2 separate regions of the Homo sapiens genome follow, and region 1 is linked to region 2. The links are chromatin contacts, found by Hi-C or POLR2A ChIA-PET in ENCODE. All regions are on one chromosome and are shown on one strand. The core of a region is the stretch at or near the end of the contact, and the rest is flanking DNA. Distances in the headings are between cores, read along the strand shown.

Evidence for each region. Hi-C counts contacts between places; a loop is a spot of excess contacts on that map. ChIA-PET counts read pairs that join two places held with the same protein, here RNA polymerase II (POLR2A). Pooled maps may share reads with other maps.
Region 1: a loop to region 2 is called in a map of PC-9, with 5 times the contacts of the local background. The contact joins two enhancer-like sites. A Hi-C loop is called at or near these places in 4 of 168 maps with a recorded cell type or tissue (Caco-2, Calu3, HepG2 and 1 more) and 2 of 50 pooled maps. POLR2A ChIA-PET finds 5 or more read pairs at or near these places in 1 of 52 experiments (WTC11).

The regions. Positions count from the first base shown.
Region 1 is chr7:55,129,919-55,136,915 of GRCh38, forward strand. The region is part of intron 1 of EGFR (epidermal growth factor receptor); the gene reads left to right. Among named protein-coding and RNA genes, the nearest start is that of EGFR-AS1, 56 kb to the right of the region's middle. RefSeq lists enhancers at 746-825, 836-995, 1,301-2,208, 2,722-3,921, 2,862-3,861. Within about 2 kb of position 3,978, at least 25 of the 41 ENCODE cell types and tissues checked have a DNase peak (open chromatin) inside an H3K27ac peak, as active enhancers do.
Region 2 is chr7:54,875,794-54,882,824 of GRCh38, forward strand. No RefSeq gene overlaps it. Among named protein-coding and RNA genes, the nearest start is that of SEC61G-DT, 120 kb to the left of the region's middle. Within about 2 kb of position 2,083, at least 2 of the 41 ENCODE cell types and tissues checked have a DNase peak (open chromatin) inside an H3K27ac peak, as active enhancers do.

The DNA.
Region 1 (6,997 bases), core at 2,728-5,227, 260 kb after region 2:
AACCTGTGGGTCACGCCTAGCCTGCCACCTGTTTTTGCAAATAAAGTTTTATTGGAGCATGACTATATGTATTTGCTTACAGTCTGTGGCTGCGTTCACACTATCCCAGCAGAGTTGAATAATTGGGACAGGGACCATATGATGGGTGAAGCTGAAAACATTTACTCTCTGGCTGTATTCAGAGGAGGTTTACTGAGCCCTTCTCTGAGACATGGCAAGCGCTGCTTCAGGCTCATGCTTCACTAGATTCAGGCCTGGGGCAGTAAAGAGCCAGCTCAGGATAGCACTCCCGACTCACTCATTTTTTCAGGCAGGGGAGCCATCTAATGTCAAGTGCCTACGTGCAGGAACTGGTCTGTTAATTAGCAGCTCTCCTCATGGAAGGGATAATATATTCTAGAAACAGGAGTGCGGCCCTATTGCAAGAATGTCCTGAGCCAAAATTAAGATTCTTCTATGGCAGAAACTTGGCTGGGGCTTCTCCTGAGTTAACTTGGTAGTTGTTAGTGATTTTTGAGTCAGTTTTTCCTTGTCAACGACCCCAGGAATGAGTTTGGGATTACAGGGTAGCCAGGGAAAGGGAAAGCTTCACGCCCGCCCCCGGGACAAGGTCTGTCTTCACACTGCTACATCCCTTCACCCACTTTAAAATGAAACTTAAAAGGAGGATTTCAGTTGAGTAGGAAGTGAGAAGAGGGCTCATTTTAAAACAAGCGTTAAATGAAAACCCACACACACTCAGAGCACACAAATCCAACCACGCTTACAAAACCATCACAGAGGGTCAGGCGAGGCCCTTTTCTAAATGAAAAAGAACAGGGGTGGAGACTGTTCTGAGAGCATGCTGGGTTCCCTGAAGGGAATTCTCAGCTGTATGTGCCCCGCACAGGATCCCTGCTAGACACAAGGCCAGCTGCCTTCCTTTCAAGCCGCAGACGCATCCCTGTGTCCAGGCGGGCTGGTCAGCTGCGGTCAGCACCAGCTTCCCCGCTCCATGGTGAGGTCATCACAACATGTGAGCAGGAGGGCAGGCCGGCAACCTCTGAGTGCTTAGAGAAAGGGACGGGATTCCTCCTGTGCAACCCCTCTAGTCTCACTCAGACTCAAGTCTGACTAAGGGGCCAGGTGCTTTGACCAGGGACTCTCCCCTCTCACTTCCCTCCCAGGAGTCACAGGTACATGAGTCCTTGTTTTACAAATGAAGAAAACAGACCCAACATGATTAAGATGTTGCCTTCATAGGGGTGGCACCAGGATTCCAAACCATGGACTCCACTGAGCCCAGTGCCCACTGACATGTGCCAGTAACAGTGCAGCTGCCTGTGGTTCTGTCGACTAAACTGCCGGCAGAGGCTGGCTTTCCACCTTCTTTTTTTTTTTTTCACTCTTCAAACACTTTATGACATGAACATAAACTACTGGCTGCATCGTTCTGCTGACAACATGACATGTTTCTATAACTTGAAAAAAGCAAGCAGTGGACTGCTCATTGGTAAAATTGAGTCAGTAATCTTTTAGGAAGGTTATTTTTCTTCCTTTTACTGCTTCTCATCTGTTCCCCGCAGTAAAGAGGACAAGATGACGACGACTCAGGGAACACCTCCAGCCTGAAGCAGCACCATGCGAGCTTAGACCTTAGGGTCGGCTTAGAAACCACAGGCGGGGCGGCTTGGGCCCCTCGGACACTCCCTCTCGAAGCTGCTTCTCCCCAAGCTACCCCAAAGGCACTGAGCGCCCTCTGCCCCCCAGCAATTCAATTCACTGGCTGTCCTGCTCCTGTCAGTACTGAGAGTTGCATGTTTGACCCTCGGGGGAAAAGTCCAGAGGCCCTGGGGTGTCCAGCATGCTCTGAGGTCCCTGCTGCTGACCCCTTGCGCTGTCAGCATTCAGAGACATTCACACAGCACAGCCTCCCAGGCTAACAGCTGTCATGGAACAGTGGAGCAGCTAGACGTGGCCATTCTGTGGCCCAGTGCTGCAGAGGTCAAAGGGACAAGCGCAGGGAGCATCTTTGCTTTCAGAAAAAAAAAAAAAAAAAAGAAGCACACTGGTGCACTGACCTGCTCCTGGTGTCTTTGTGATTGCTCTTTTCTTTCGATTTTTGGTTGTCTTTTTTTTTTTGAAAGAGGGGCTTTTATGCTTTTTTCCTAATGTTCATGGGTAAACCAATGTAAATGTGTGTATGTTTATAGAGATGGCTTTAAATCGCAATTCTGCAGTAGAGATTGATTTTTTAAAAAACATGGGTAAAAATTGAAGAAAAATTTTAAAAGAACATTTAAACCATCTTGGGCTAGGGGTGGATATGCACCACCCCACGGAAGCCAAACAAAATCTCTCTGCAGATAAACATTTGCAAAAAGAATTTCCAATCCCAATTTTTGAGTCAGAGATCTTTTATTTCCTTGCAAATTACATATCTGTTTCAGGATTTTTGACTATAAGAAGAATGAATGAAGATGTGTTTCTTACAGATAACTATGAACAAACCAGGAAGGATAATAACTTGTATCCCCCAATTCGAATCCAGAGGATGGGAAGGCATAAAAAAAAGAAATGGAAGAAACTTTATTTTTAGTGGTAAATGGTGGGACTATGTATTTTACGTATGGTGAAGTCACCAAGCCCAACACTTGGCACTTGTAGGCAAGGTAGTCTTCTAATCTGAATGTGAAGTATTATGTTTTCATTTGCTTGGTAATGAGGAATATTGGTGCTTTCGTCCCAGTTCTCGAGCTGACTGACTTCTCTTTCTGACGTGTGTTCCTTTAGCACACCTCTACACTGCATGGCTCTGAGATGTCCTGTGACTGTTTCATGTGTAAAGTTGCCTCCCCAAAGGACTCACATATTCCTTCAGGGCAGTGAGTACTTCTGATTCATCCTTAGCAGCTACCTTCGCGCTACTTTACTAGATATGTTGTAGTTGAATTAATGAACAAAAGAACAAGCAACTTTGGTGCCTGGTGTGCATCTCAGAGCAGGGTGGAGTGAGCCTGGCCAAAGGGTCATCATGCAACCTCTGTGGCTGACTCCATCTGGCCACGGAGCTTCTCAGCCATGCTTGGTATTCACATGACTTCTAGGGCGACAGCTCAACCAGCAAATAAACAGCTTCATATGGGAAATATTACTCAGCCTTTGTCATCAAGGAGTGAGTCACGGGCCTGAACTGAATAGAAGATAGAGGAGAAAAGGTGTGTGGACTGGGTGAGACAGCGCCCAGCGAGGTGAACTCCCGGCAGCCCTGCCTGTCTTTACCTGCACATCACCTTGCTAGGGTGCCTTCGGTTGTGAGGGCCTGTCTAGGAAGAGAAGAGTTGCACCCTGGCAGGCAGCACTGAGCTGTCTCATGCAAAGCTGAGGAAGAAAGAGTGAGCTGCCCAGTGAGCCTGCTGGGGTGGTGGAGGCTGGGCTGGGCTGTGCAGTCTGCAGCCCCCAGCAGCCCTTGGCACCTTTCTACTGCCTGGTGCTCACCAGCTCTCCAGTAACAAAGAGGGACGTGAAGTCAGAGGGGAAGGGAGGTAGCACAGGGCAGTCTTGACTTTGAACAAAGAGCTGGCTTCCTGAAGTCAGCTGGCCGGGTTTTGAAGCCGATTTTCCAGCAGTGATCTTTGATGCCAACCCCATTTAGGAATTCTGTATCTCCCCCTACCTTCTACCAGATGTCTCTGAGCTCACCTTTGGTGATAATCATGCAATCTCCGTCATCCCCACGTCCACACTGCCCCATTCTGTCCCACCCCGGGTTCTGTGGTGCTGTCGGCTCCCCAGCGAGCCAGGAAGGGAGAGGCCAGCTCTGCTGGGGCTCCTGCCGCCCTGGCTCTGCACTGCCCTTCTCTGGCAGGTCTGAGGCGCCACTGGAGGAGCCACACGGCCCTGAAGCAGCAAGGCAGATGCCCTGGACACAGTGGAGGCACAGAGTGCAAGCACCGGCCTGGCCCACAGACTTTTGGAGGGGAAGTGGTATTATTCAGTTCAAAAGTATGCCTGTGTGTAAAGAGAGAGCCCCTGAACATGAGTAAGCAAAAGTCTCAGCGCAGAGATTAGACAAGTAGAATGCTGGCCCGAGAGGAGGCGTTTACTCACCCTCTGTCTAGGAAGGAAAGCCAGGCCCAGCACGCTCACTGCTATCTATCCTCTCACACAGAGGGATTTTGAATCGAAGCCAGCATCCTGTCCTTTCTCCAATGTCCCCTGCTCAGGAGTCAGGACTCAGCAAGGCCCACCCCAGCCACACACAGATACAGTTCCAGGACTCAGAACTCAGCGAGGCCCACCCCAGCCACATGCAGGTCCAGTTCCAGGATTCAGGACACAGTGAGGCCCACCCGAGCCACATCCAGGTCCAGTTCCAGGACTCAGGATTCAGTGAGGCCCACCCCAGCCACACACAGGTCCAGTTCCAGGACTCAGGACTCAGCGAGGCCCACCCCAGCCACATGCAGGTCCAGTTCCAGGATTCAGGACACAGTGAGGCCCACCCCAGCCATATCCAGGTTCAGTTCCAGGTAAATCATCTGCCTTCCTCCGTCCAAAAGCCTTGTTTCCTGTGTGTCCTTGTGTTTAAAATGGAAACGTTATGAGAAACTGCCTGCCAGGGCAAAGGGTGCTGCCCGGCACACAGTAGGGACTCAAAATGAAACTATTGTATTGAATACATAACAGATCAACGGGTATTGCTTTCTGAAATCTTTTTTAGCCCAATTTTGTTTCTTATAGTCCAATAACAGGTCAAATTCATTTCTGATTTACTAGCCATTCAGTTGCCCATAAAAAATGGAAAGTGATTTAAGATTATTAGTTTAAAAACCAATGAAGGTAAAACAGTTATCATTGAAGGCACATAGGCAGAAATAGATTGCAATAGTTGCTGCCATGTGAAGCCTCAGTGTCATGCTCCATATTTAGAGAGATCTATGATTTCTGAGGCCCTTTCATGTCCATGATCTCAGTACTGCTCACAACTGCCCTGTGAAATTCGCCGAGCTGGCCCCATGTCAATCAGAGTACACTGAGCACTGAGACCCAGCATGTTGAGATAACTGGCTAGAGATCATCCCATAATGGTACCATCACAATCTTCACACTGTAGAAGTTTGATGATGTCACTGGAAGCATATTCCACAGTCCCTTGTGAACTGGCCTTCCTGTGATCAGAAGCATCAGTGAACTCCCAAGAGGGTGGGAACTCCCAAGAGGTATTCTCACTCTACTTAGTGTATATTTTACAAATCACAAGCTTGGCTTTGGATTCTTTTAATGGCTAGAAGGAGAATCATGGGGTTGGAAGTCCACCAGTTTGGGTATTCTGTTCCCTAACTCAAAATAAAGAGATGTTATTTTCAAGTCTTCTGCTTGTTAACTTAATTAGAGATACATGAGTTTGCAGCTGTGCTGGGCATGCCGCAGCTTGGCATGTTTAGTCCAGAAGGCATATTATAATGTACATGGAAGATTGTCAGAAATTCAAAAGGACTTTTTGAGTATCACATGTGTATTTTCAAGTTCCAATATAGATTCACATTCAGTTTGACAGGTATCTTTGGATGCCTATCAGTTAAGAACTATTTATTAGTTGTGGAATAAAATAGGGTAAAATAAGGAACAACTGAGGAAAAAACATAAAATTTGCTTTGTGAATAAAAGTTGTCTTCAAAATTATGACTTTTTCCATCCCACAAAAGTTTTGATTAAACCCACAATGAAAATTTAAATAAGTGTATTTACTTTGGTTTAACCACTTATTTCATTATGACTCACAACTATAGGTTTTCTAGTTTCCATTATTACAAACTATTGTGTGGTTTAAATCAATTTCATAGACTAGTCTAGTTCTATAGTCACAATTTATAAAATTTTTTTATGTGGTAAATTGAGTGTCTTCATAGATGTACATGATTATTTCTCAATTTTTAAGGAATGTATTTTTTAAGATAGCCTTCTTTAGCCTTCTTTAACACTGATTTTTGTAAATTTTTTACAGATTTTTTTAAATTTTTGGTAATTTTTTAGCATAAAGTAATACATGGTCACTATGGAAAACATAAAAACACAAAAACTATGAAGAGTAAATAAGAAAAACACCCAGAAATTTACCATTCAGAAAAGGTCATTGTTAACAACACGGTGTATCTTCCTCCTGTCATGCTTCCGTGCATTTGAGCACATTTGAGATGTGTATACATGTTCACTTTGAGATTTTAGTATAGCAAAAGAAATGACCGGTCCTGATTCAATGAAACCTCTGGCAAACTCGCTATATTTTCCTTACATATTTTTAAGTTCATCCTATAAATGAACTATCCATTCATCTTATTTGAGATTTTCTTAAATCTTTCAGCAAGAAAGCGGGAAAAAAATCCTCCTCTGGCCTTTAAAGCCTAATTAAATATATGACTAAGCTAGAAATATTTTATAATGACCAACCAGAAAGTGGCAAGGACTGTCACTCTTCCCATACAGCCCACCTCCTCCTCTATCTCCCTCAGGCACACGGAAACGAGAAAGGCAGAGAAACCCAGGACAAGTCATCCAAGACTTTGGTCACATGGCCATCCATTGCTTTCACAACAAAAATATAAATCCAACATGTGTGTGTGCATTTCATACCAGTAGGTCCAATAAGCTATCTATATATACACATATGTGTACACACACACACACACATCCTTACAGACACTCCCCAGCTTACTACAGTTTGACTTAAGATTTTTTGACTTTACGATGGTGTGAAAGCAATGCACATTCAATGGAAACCATACTTCTAATGTTGAATTTTTTATCTTTTCTTGGGTTAGTTGATGTCTGATATGTTACTTTCTTGCGATGCCAGGCAATGGCTGGGAGCCAGAGCTCCCAGTCAGCCATGCAATCAAGAGGCTAAACAGCTGATACTATACAGTGGACTGTGTCACCAGCATTTTGGGGATATTGTGTTTTGTGTTTTTGAATCCTATCATGTCTACAAAATGCCATTTTCGACTGCTATTTTCAA
Region 2 (7,031 bases), core at 833-3,332:
CAGGATCAGCTTATCAATGTATGCAAAAAATGTAGCTGTGATTTTCATAGGGATTGTGGTGAATCTGTAGATCAATTTGGAGAACATTGGGGAATATTGCCATTTTAACCATATTAAGTCTTCCAATCTGTAAGTATGACATGGATTACCATTTATTTAGATCGACTTTGATTTCTTTCAGTTATGTTTTGTATTATTGAATGTAGAAGTCTTTTACTTTTTTGTTAAATTTATTCCTAAGTATTTGATTATTTGATGCTATTGTATTAATAAATGAAATTGTTATTAATTAAACCTAATTGCATCTTTGAATCTGAAGTGCATTTCCTGTAGTGAACATAAAGGTGGATTTTGCTATAATCTGAATGTTTTTGTCCCCCCACGAATTCTTATGTTGAAATCCTAACTCCCAAGGTGGTAGTATTAGTAATTGGGGTCTTTTGGAGGTGATTATGTTACATGGGTAAAGCCATCATAAATGGGATTAGTACTCTTTTATAAAGAGGCTGAAGAAAGACTCCTTCTCCCTTCCATCACATGAGGTTATGATGAGAAGACAGCTGTCTATAAAGAAGCAAGCCATCACCAGACACTCTATCTCCTGGCAGCTTCATCCTGGACTATCAAGCCTCCAAAATTGTGAGAAATTTCTGTTGTTTATAAGCCACCCAGTCTATGGTATTTTGTAATAGTATCCCATATGAACTAAGACAGATCTTTCTATATCTGGACTGTCAATCTATGCTTTTGATCAGCATAATTAATCCTTTCACATTTATTTTTATTATTGATAAAACTGTATTTATATCTTACATTTTATCTTTCTTTTTTCTATATTTCTCGTGTCATTTTTATTCTACTTTTTCTCATTTATCGCTTTTTTGCATTAAGTAAATATTTTTCTAGTGTGACTTTTATTTCCTTTAATGAACTTATGCAACTTTTAGTTCCTTTTTATTATATATTTAATTATTTTATGTATGCTGGGCTTACCACATACATCTTAACTTGTCAGAATATCCTTGGGATTTATACTAACTTTATTCTTGTGAGATACAGAAATGATATTTTCTATTTCACAGTGATAAGACATTGTCATTATGCCCTCTACCTTTTCATTTTTATTTTACCTTTTCCTTTCCCTTTACCCCTTTGCCTTTTTTACCTTAGTTCTTTTAGCACATTTTTGTTGTTGTTGTTGTTGTTGTTGAGATGGAGTCTTGCTCTGTTGCCCAGGCTGGAGTGAAGTGGCATGATCTCGGCTCACTGCAACCTCTGCCTCCTGGGTTCAAGCAATTCTCCTGCCTCAGCCTCCCAAGTAGCTGGGATTACAGGTATGTGCCACCACGCCTGGCTAATATTTTTGTATTTTTAGTAGAGATGGGGTTTCACCATTTTGGCCAGACTGATCTCAAACTCCTGACCTTATGATCCGCCTGCCTTGGCCTCCCAAAGTACTGGGATTACAGGCACGAGCCACCATGCCCAGCCCCTTTGAGCACATTTATAATAGCTTCTTTGAGGTCTTTGTCTGCTAAATTTTAAAACAGAACTCTCTCAAAGGCAGTTGGTGTTGCCTGCTTTTTTTCTTGTATATAGATTGATTTCCTTTTTTGCTTTTGCAAATCTTGTGATTTTTTGTTAAAAATATCATTTTAGATACACTATTGTAGCAACAGTGAATAGTCACACACACACACACACACACACACACACACACGCCCCAGTAGAGTTGTTGTTTTTTTTTTTATGTGTTTAGTGACCTTGTTGAACTATTTAAGAAAGTCTATATTTTTGTACTGTGCAATTTCTCAGTCACTCTTCAGAGGATGTGGCCTTGGCCATGTGCATAGTCACCAGGGATAATGGTGAATTTAGCAGGGCTGTTTTTGACTTTCTCCTTCCCAGTCATTCTGTTAAGCTGTCTGCTTGTCTCAGTATTATATCTAGCTATTATTATAGCTTCCATCAATTGCTAGCTGATTATTCCATTGTTTTTGATGATGCCCTTGGGCCTAAATTGCTTCCTATCTTTGAGGCCACTGTTGAGGTTTGTTCCAACCACAGGAGGGCTCTTTTTAGCTGTCTGTTTCCTGGTTTTCTCTGCCAAAGTTCCACCTTGTTTGTAGTGCAGCTTGCTCCTGTCATGGAACTACCAGCCCTCTCTTAATTACTTACAATCACTGCTTACCTCCACTGTTTCCCAGAAAGCCCTTAGGCTCGAATTTCCCTTACTTTCTGTTCCAAATAAAGTCAGTTCCTTAAGTGGAGCTTTCGAGCTTTCTCCTCTTAGGACCAACGTATCTAGTTGGGCAAAACCGTTGTGTCGCTGCTCTGGAGGTAGGGACCAGGATAGTGGCTTACTTCTCTGAGTGGCACCCCTGCTTCGCAAGCAGGGCACTGGATTGAGGCAGCAGCCTCTGGTCTTCTCAACTTGCCTCCTTTTGTGAGGAACCTTTGGCTTTCTAAGCTACAGGTGAGGGCAGTTAGGGCCCCAGTATTCTTGGCCTGCCATACCTGGGGTATGAGTGGGAGCTGGGTGGAGAAAGGAAGCCCCAGACCTCTCATTGTTCTTGCCTCAAACAGAGTCTCTGTAGCACTGAGCTGGTAGCTTGCCCTTCTCATAGAGATACTTCTCATGGAGATACTTAAGGGACTGACTTTATTTGGAACAGTCATACAAGGCCTATGTTCTTGGCCGATGGGAAAGAGCTTTGATCTTGCCTGCATCTATGCAGAGTAGAGCTGTCATTTTGCTGAGCTGGATGGGGAAAGAAAGAACAGGAAGTAGCTCAAATTTCACTGTTCTTAGCAAAATTTGGTAGATTTTCTTAAATAAATGTTTCTTTTTATGCTGTATGCCCATAGAACAAGTTCCAAAGATTTAAAATGTTTGGGTTTCTTTTCTCAGTTTCACCAATTAGGTTGTTTCACTAGGGAGAGGGTACATGTAGGTTATTATGCCAAAATTCTGGAAATTGTCTACCAGTATCATATAATTTTAAACTAAGAATTTCAAAATTAAAGAAGCATATTAATTGCTCTCAATTATAAAACACATATGCAATAATAATTTTGGAGGATTGTATTAAAAATCACAACACTTAGTGCTCTATGACAATGTTCATTCTGCTCATGAATCTGCAATTTGGCAGAACTTCTGCCAAAGAGACTGTTCACTCTTGCTTTATTCCATGTCGACTAGGGTTACTCAAAAGTTAGAACTGAAATAACTTAAGGGCTCACTCATTCATATTTTTGGTGGGTTATACTTGGAAAATTCAAACCGCTGCAGGTTATAGTAGCTAGGGCTTCTTGGATATCGCTATCTTTATGTGGCCTCCCCATGTGGTCTCTCTAGCATGCTTCAGGGTAGCTGATCTTTTATATGTCACCTAAGGGCTTCCAAGGCATGTGTCCTCAGAGACAGGAAAAAGAGGAAACTCTGACTTTTTATGACCTAGCCTTGGAAGTCATAAAGTGTCATTTCTGCTCAAGTCCCAGGCCCACTAGATTCACCCATTTGCCCATTTATCTTGGCATTTCTATTTATAGAGATGAGTAAGCATGATACTCAGAAAAATAAAGAAATTTACCCAAATTATAGACCTAATAAATGAGAGAACAATGATTGAATAACTCTGTCTGGTAATATTCAATAAATGCTATTAAGATACTTGGTCACAACTTTTATATAAAAACAAATTTACACCCTGCGAGCGAGAAACAAAAATTCCTTCTAGGAGATACCAGGAGATAGACAAATCATAGTACGGACAACTCACACATTTCAACAATGTTATGTGATGTGTACACCCCGCTAGTAGAAATGCAATGTTTCAAGGGAGGCTAAGAGATGGAGCAATTTACTCTTCCTTGGGGGTGAGAGGGACTGCCCGGCTGAGAGGTAACATTTGAGCAGAACCTTAGAGGATCTTCAGCGATAGATAGTCTGTAGTTGAGGAAGAGAGGTCAGAGCCCAGGCCCAGAGAGCACAGGGCCACGGAACTGACATGGGGGGTGTGGAGATTCAGGGAAGGCTGGGCACTAAAGCATAACTGTGGGATATGGTGAAGCCCAGGTGTTGGGGGAGGTGGGGTCAGGAGATGAGGCTGGAAATAGGTTAGGCCTTGCTTGTGAATGACTTTGAATGACATACTTAGAAGTTGCTCTTTAACTTATGACTAATCAAGAGCCACAGCAGTTTATAAGTAGAGAAGTGATACAGTAAATTCCACATTTAGAAAGACCACTTCAGTGATTACATAGAGAAAAATGAAGGGATTTAATACTGGGGAATAAGACACAAGACAGGAGAGCAATGTAATAGACGGTGCTCTGGTGTTGAGAATGACATCAGAGGCATATCTTTTGTGTTTTTATTCCAATACTGTTGTAAACTTCTGAAGCTTGAAGGTCTGTGCAGCAAAAAAATCTCAGTGTAGGTAGAGGTGTAGCAGGACAAGCAGCAGACAAAACCCCTCAGACACCGAGTTAAAGAAGGAAGGGCTTTATTCGGCCAGGAGCTTCGGCAAGACTCACGTCTCCAAAAACCGAGCTCCCCAAGTGAGCAATTCCTGTCTCCTTTAAGGGCTTATAACTCTAAGGGGGTCTGTGTGAGACGGTCGTGATCAACTGAGCAAGCAGGGGGTATGTGACTGGGGGCTGCATGCACCGGCAATCACAACGGAACAGAACAGGACAGGGATTTTCACAGTGCTTTTCCATAAAATGTCTGGAATCTATAGATAACATAACCAGTTAGGTCAGGGGTCAATCTTTAACCAGGCCCAGGGCACGGCGCCAGGCTGTCTGCCTGTGGATTTCATTTCTGCCTTTTAGTTTTTACTTCTTCTTTCTTTGGAGGCAGAAATTGGGCATAAGCCAATATGAGGGGTGGTCTCCTCCCTTAGAGGTATCAACTGTTATTTAATTACATTTTAGCAAAATTTTAAGGGTGGTTTTTCTAGCAGTAGGAAAGAGGAAAAACACCAAAATTTGACTAAGTTATTTGGCTTTTATTCAATTCGTTTTGCTCTTTTTTTTCCTGTGACATGAGTTTGTTCCTGAAGGGCAAGGTCAAAGGAGTTTCTGACTAATGTATCCCTAAACTTCGTGCTGTTTTATTACTCTTCCATTGAGGCCAGCACACCTTAATATGACATTTTAAAATTCACAACGTTTTGTTAGCAAAATAGTTACTTTTTTTGCACTTTTATTTTTTAAAACAATTTTTTATTAAAACAATTATCTTATCAGAACCAATGACGATACCCATCAGCCAGTGTTAGTAATGCCAAACAGGCCTCTCAGCTTGCACTATGTTAATTATATTCAAAATAAGAATCCACAGAAAGAACTCAAATAAGTACAAATATTTCTTAATATATTTTTGGGATGGAATTCCTAATAGAGTCTATTCCTTGCCTGAAACCTGCAAATATACATTACTTTTAATGTTGTTAAGTATGAGTCACAAGTAGAGGTAAGAGGCAGTGAACACAATGTTTCTTACTGCAAATCTTTTTTTCCCCTCTAAAAATTGGAGTTGTCTTATACTATAGTCACTGAGGAGAGTTACAATAAGAACCATCAAAATTGTTAGTTGCAACTTGAGATAAATAAAATACACATAAATCCTCCCAAGTGGAAAAATATTCACTGTGTGTGTCTTTCATTTTCATTCATTAAGACAAAGTTCTGAAAGCCAAGTACTACATTTGTTGTTTAGTTCCCTTTTGCACTCAGAAGATTCAAAGGGAACTTGACATTAGCATTTCTAATCACCCTCTTTCAGTGAGAGCTGACACACAATCTATTTTGAATAGGCCTGAATGTCAATCACTGGTTTAGAGTCCACAAAGTGGGGAGGAGTGTGTTGAGTGTGAACACAGGGAGCTGCATCTCCTGCATTTGAGCTTTAGATTCCTGAGGGCACCCAAGTGAAGATGTCCATCATACAGCTGAATAGATGGTTCCAAATGTCGGAAGAAGACGCTGGATTGGAAATACAAATATGACTGGAAAATAAGTTGAAAAAACTTTCTTTAAATCTTTTCAAATGTACCCCAGTGTATCCAGACTCTGCTACTCCAGGCCACATGGCCAAGAAGTGAGTCTGTTGTATGAGAGCCAAAACGAAGGGTGGTGAGTTGGATGCATGGTTGGACAGTAACACTTCTTCTCAGTATAAGAGACTAGATGAAAGCCTAAGGAGAAAGATTGTTTAAAAAACAGGGCCAGAGACTATGAGGATTATAGGGAAGAGGAAATGGAGACACCTCATTCTTCAATGTTGGAAGCTGATCAAGAACATTTCTTGAAGTGCATGGAAGAGAACTCCGTGCTGAGTTATTATTCTACCCATTTTGGGAGCACCATCAACACAAATCACTTATCAGCCATTGAGTATTTCATTTTGAGTTACACTGGTCAGTGTTTGGGAACTGGCACAACCTCCTCTCCAGGGACTATTCTGCTGCAGAAAAACACAGGCCAAGACTCTTTGCCCCAAATCGAAGCTGAGGCTCCTGGACTACTTGGGAGGTAATAGTGTGAAGCCCACACCCTAGGCAGAGGGGGAATGAAGAGAGCTGTTTGGTCATTGTCCAACTTATGCAATTTAGGCCTATTATATCTTGGTACTTGTCTAGGATACTGTTAAACTCAGAATCTAGGTTTGGGATTGTATTGCAAACATAGTAGCAACACTAGATGAAGCCAAGTATATCTCTTTCAAGAATGACAAAAGGTCTGAAATTTTACTCTCCTTGCAGACAAACAGGTTAGCCTGCCACATTTTCACGGATGCTGGCAGGAGATACAAGACTCCCAGGTCATAGACAACTTTTTTTGCTCACAGCACAGCAGGCAGCATGAGCTCTGTGTTTGTTTCAATCCCCTCACCCCGCAATTTCCATAGGGGAATGAAGAGGCAAGCAAGTGATGTTGTGCATACATCACAGCCAAAGAACCCCAAGCTCAGGAAACCCCCATCTTTTATAAGGGACCTGTAAGTAAACCTACTTGCC